Regions from separate parts of the Homo sapiens genome. Here region 2 is linked to region 1. Evidence: chromatin loops called from intact Hi-C (ENCODE). Cell type or tissue: B cell. All regions are shown on one strand.

Region 1 (2,500 bases):
CCCCCCTGTACCTTAGCTCACAGAGGAGGGGGAAGTAGCAAGAAAATACTGCCCATGCCTCTTGACAAAGAAGGAAGGGGGTGCCAGAGGCACACCAACAGCCTGCACCCCAGCCCTAGACAGCACACGCTGCACAGTCATCCTGGGAAAAGAGAGTAATGCTGCAGGAAGCCAGTCCTAAATCACATTCAAAGGCCAACTGAAAAAAAAAAAAATAACAAGTAGGGACAGGGATTCCTGGGATGGTGCTCATTATGGGTGTCAGGCTGAGTAGAGCTGGCACAGGCCTTGGTTTGTAAACACAGGGCAGAACGAGCATTACCTAAGAGCGCTTTGCTCCTGCACATCCCAAAGAACCAGGCAGTCACTACAAGTGGAAGCTCAAAGAACATGCACTCAAGTGGAAGCTCAAAGAACGTGCACTCAAGTGGAAGCTCAAAGAACGTGCACTGACCAATGGATGCGGCATCAGAACCGAGTGGCGGCTCAGCCTTCACGGTGTCCTGGCGTTCTCCCAGTGGTGTTCTGGGAATTTGATCCTAACCTCATCATTAGTGTTCAGAGGACTACAGGAAAACACAGAACCCCCAACTAACTGCACACCACTGATCAGATATTGGTCCTACTAATGTACCAAGAAACATCCTAATTGGCAATTTGAAACCACAATAAGCTACGTCTAAAGATAATTTGAGACTTGGAACCAGAAACTAAAATTCATTCTATGATAATATTAACTAAATTCACTCATTCTTTTAGTAAGTATTTACTGAGCACCTATTGCGTTCAAGGCACCGTAATGGCACCGCAGTGGTAGACACACTCCCTCACGGAGCTAATCATCTGTTTAACATTTCACTTGTTGATTTTTTAACTTGCAGAAAGGAAACTGGGGCTTTGATTTTGAATGAGTGAAACATCATTCTACTCAAGCATTGATCTGGGGCATTTCCATGGAATTTACTATATGTTAGAGGAAGAGAAGGCACAAAGAGCCCAGAGGAAGTTGATTTTGGTAGAGGCAGCTGTGAGAGCATCGAGGAAGTGGGTTTTCACATTGTGTTTGGGGTGGAGGGTCCAAGGAGGAGCCTCGGCCACAGCTAAGCAGGAAGGACTGCATTCAAAGAGGCTTCCCCATTAGTGGTTACCTAATGGCCTTCTTATGTATAAAAAAGGGCCTGCAGTCACGCATGCGGGGCTTCAAACCTAGATGACGGGTTGATAGGTGCAGCAAACCGCCACGGCACATGTATACCTATGTAACAAACCTGAACGTTCAGCACATGTATTCCAGAACTTAAAATTTAAAAAAGCCGGGGCGGGGGCGGGGGGGGGGGTGGTGCGGGGTTGGCGGGGGCAGTGGCTACAGCTTAAAAACACAAACAGAGGAGCGCTCCTTTTGAGTCCCACTCCTTCCTGGCACTGATGGGGAAAATAAGCCCCAGGAAAGGGTAAGAATCACCCAAGGACACAACTAAGATGTTCTCAAACAGATGACCAGAAACTAAGATGACTGGCCTGCTGGATGACAGATCCCTTAATAATTCACAAACGGTGGGTTTTATTTATTTACTCATAAAACAGCCTTTGGGGCAAGACGGGTGACGAGTCAGAGGAACACCTGTCCCGGCGGCGAGGCGGCCGCGGGGTGGGGCAGGCGGTGGGTTGTCAGGCCTCTCCTCTTTCCAGAGCGTGATCTTATCCTGGCCATGGGGAACACGCTCAGCTGGCCTGAGGTAAGACCCAGCCTGGCACTCAAGGCAATCTCCAATCCGGGCTACTTTGGGAGACATTTTTCTGCAAGCTCACACATGACTCATCTCTACAGACCTCCTATAAGGTCTCTTGGCTACAAGGAATCCCATTCAAACCGCCTCTGCCAACAGCTGCTCTGGAGACCAGGAAACATTTGGGGTTGCTGTGGTTGATTTTTCTAAAAACACACTTAGCTGGCATTAGTGCTATTTCTTATCTCTCTACAGCACTGTTAATGTGACTAGTATTACGAGTATCAGACGCAGTCTAAAGACTGTAGTGAGCCTCCCTTAATTTCATTGGTAGATCTTTTTTTTCAAAGATCAGAAAAGAGATTGAGAAGCCTGAAGAATTAAGATGGAAAGCTGTGTCCCCAGCAACCAGGGAGGCTCTAACCAGTGCTCTATAAAGGCAAGAAAGGGGGCCGGTTCCCCATTCCACTTCTCCAGGGCATGACCTTGGGCAAACAACCAAATTTCCCTGGGCCTTAGCTGCCCTGAGGGGCAAAAGAGGGATACTCCGCCCTGCCCTCACCCCCTGGGCTGTTGTGAGGATGAAATGAAATGAGGTAGTCTATAAATGCATTCTGAAAACCACAGGAAATTGCAGAGATGTTCAAGATCGTTCTGATTCTACCCCTGGACTGTGGCCTCCAGGGACAGGTTCCTGCTGGCTCCCTGCCACGAGGCATCACTTGGTGTTTGCCAACAAGGAGGCACTCAGTAAGTGTTAAAACGGGTGAGTG
Region 2 (2,500 bases), 460 kb before region 1:
GCTCTCGCTACCTAGCTGTCCCTTCCCCGGGCCACTAAAGCACAGGGCCTGGGTTTCATTTTAAGGATGTGAATTGTCTGGGTCAAGTCCAGTGGTTCTCCACTAGGTGTGATTTCATAGCCCCTCCTGGGGACATCAGGCCCTCCCTGGGGACATTATTGACTGTCACAGCTTGCGGGGATGTGCTCCTGGCATGGAGTGGGTAGAGGCCAGGGATGCTGCCCAGCCCCCTACCATGCACAGGACACCCCCCACCAGCACAGACAGAATTACCTGACCCTGGGCCAGGCAGAGCAGAGGAACAATTCTGGGCTGGTTGGGGTTTCTGGTCACCCCAACCACTGTTCCCTTTCCTTTTCATGCCACAAGGCTTAAAAACTTGGAAAATGGAAGTCATCACAGGAGGCCTGGGGCAGGGGAGACAGGAAGGGGGTTTTAAATCCCACCCAAGGCTCACACCTGTAATCCCAGCCCTTTGGGAGGCCAAGGCAGGCAGATCACCTGAGGTCAGGAGTTCGAGACCATCCTGGCCAACGCGGTGAAACCCCGTCTCTACTAAAAATATAAAAATTAGCTGGGCATGGTGGCGCATGCCTGTAATCCCAGCTACTCTGGAGGCTGGAGCCGGAGAATCACTTGAACCCGGGAGGCAGAGGTTGTAGTGAGCCAAGATTGGCACCATTGCACTCCAGCCTGGGCGACAAGAATAAGACTCTGTCTCAAAAATAAATAAATAAAAATAAATAAAAATTAAAAAAAAGATAACTAAATCCCACCTAAATGCTTCTATTTCCATTCAGCAAGGAGCTAAAGCAAGGCCGCATCCTGGCCTTCTCCATGAGCCCTTCAAGGGTGCAGGTTGAATCCGGGACTCTGTTCTTTGGTAACTCGGCCCCTTAGGATGATTCTGTTGATTACTACCAAGTACTCGGCAGCCTCCTCCTCTACGTCTCAGCCACAGGACGGTCACCCATACTGGCCTCTCGCTGAATCCTCACAGCAGCCTACGGGAAGTTCTCCCCCTCATGGACGGACACCAAACGGAACCCCGGGGGCTGCCTGGCCAAGGCCTAGGAGCCAAGACACGTGGACCCTTCTGCCCGACTGCTCCAAGCCGCCCCTCCCAGGAAGCTTCTGACTCCATCCTGTCCCTGGGGCTGGTCCCCGTGTATCCCAACCGGGATTGCACAGCCAGTGCACCCAGGGAGAATGAGCTGGGTGGGACACAGAGGCTCCCTGCAGCAAAAGAGGAGTCCCGAGAGCGAGAGGGAGCAAAGAGAAACATCAGGGGCAGAGAGAGAACAAGGAAAATGGCCTGGAGCCACTTTAAAACGCAAGTTCTTCATGCCTTACACTGCTTTAAAAAGTTTTAAACTCAGGAAGTGGGCCCTACGTGACAGAGAAAGACTCGGCCTGGGGAGAAAATTCACTACACGGTGTGGCTGACATCTGTCCTAATTCTGTAGTTTTAGCCACTCACATCTGATAGAATAACAGTAACAATCACAACACCGCTAAGGATGATCCCCATCCCATTACTGCCTGCGGTAAGTATTCACCACCAGCTTGGCGCAGGGCTGACTGCATGGCGAATTTGGTTAGCTTGAGTGATTCTCACAATAAGCCATGGGGAAGGGGTTCTTGCCAGCCCCAGTTTGCAGATGTGTAAACTGAGGGTCAGAGCAGTAAAGGGACTTGCCTAGGGCCACATCCTGGAGAGTGGCAGAACCTGGCCTCCCGCCCAGATCTGCCTAAGAAGGCATGAGGCTCTTCCAACCAGGAAGCCAGGACTGCGACAGGGAGGGCAGGGTTGTCTCAGGTCCCAGTCTCAGGCCTAGCTCCAGCCACATCACCCACACCTACTCAGGGTCACCAGATGGAGAACAAGTCTTAGACAAGACATCGGAAGCCCATGTGCACAGATGGGGAAGCTGAGGCTTGGAGTCTGTACCTTGGGTCAGGCCTGTGGCCTCCCCACCACACGTTGCACCAACCACATTAGCATCCAGTCCCGTGAGTGCTCATGTCTTTCCAAGTTCAGAAGAACCCACTGGCTTCCTTACCCCTTCCAGGGAAGAAACTAGGCTTAGCCCAAAACCCCGAGGAAAACTTTTGTTTCTACAACTGTCCCGATGCCTTCAAAGCCCGAGGAGGTTTCTGGGCTTAAGCGTTCTTAGAAAAGGTCCTCACTGCATAACTAAGAATCATGTTTCCCTGCTTAGAACAGAAAGGCAGCACCCCCTCCCCCGAACTGGATTACTAGCTGCTCTTGAGACACAAAGGGGTTGGCACAGAAATCAGGCTGGTGGAGAGGGCCGGTGAGAGCCTCTAGATGTGCCCCCCATGTACCTCTTTGGGACAGTCACTGTCACACGCTGGACTTAAGGGTTACTGTGATCCTCATGTTTCCTTTAGAACTTTGGAGTCATTAAGTAGAGAAGCCACCAGACTTGGTGTCCCGCCATCCTCCACCCCTCTCATTTACAGGTGGCCCATGAGA

Evidence for each region. A loop is a pair of places that touch in the nucleus more often than their neighbours do. Peaks named below come from ENCODE experiments on the same cell type or tissue, not always from the same donor. Only the 100,000 strongest peaks of a DNase experiment are listed, where the experiment ranks them.
Region 2: a loop joins it to region 1, with 14 times the contacts of the local background. A loop is called at or near these places in 4 of 110 quality-filtered maps.

Annotation. Positions count from the first base shown.
Region 1 is chr9:131,732,040-131,734,539 of GRCh38, forward strand. The region is part of intron 1 of RAPGEF1 (Rap guanine nucleotide exchange factor 1); the gene reads right to left. Among named protein-coding and RNA genes, the nearest start is that of RAPGEF1, 6.8 kb to the right of the region's middle. RefSeq lists silencers at 1,117-1,166, 1,543-1,837. In B cell, no CTCF peak of the experiment used is centred here; DNase peaks (open chromatin) are centred at 1,112, 1,692 and 2,402; H3K4me3 peaks cover 2,397 bases; H3K27ac peaks cover 2,500 bases.
Region 2 is chr9:131,272,212-131,274,711 of GRCh38, forward strand. The region is part of intron 1 of FAM78A (family with sequence similarity 78 member A); the gene reads right to left. Among named protein-coding and RNA genes, the nearest start is that of FAM78A, 3.0 kb to the right of the region's middle. RefSeq lists an enhancer at 1,209-1,278. In B cell, no CTCF peak of the experiment used is centred here; DNase peaks (open chromatin) are centred at 1,463, 1,650, 1,670 and 2,220; H3K4me3 peaks cover 2,252 bases; H3K27ac peaks cover 2,500 bases.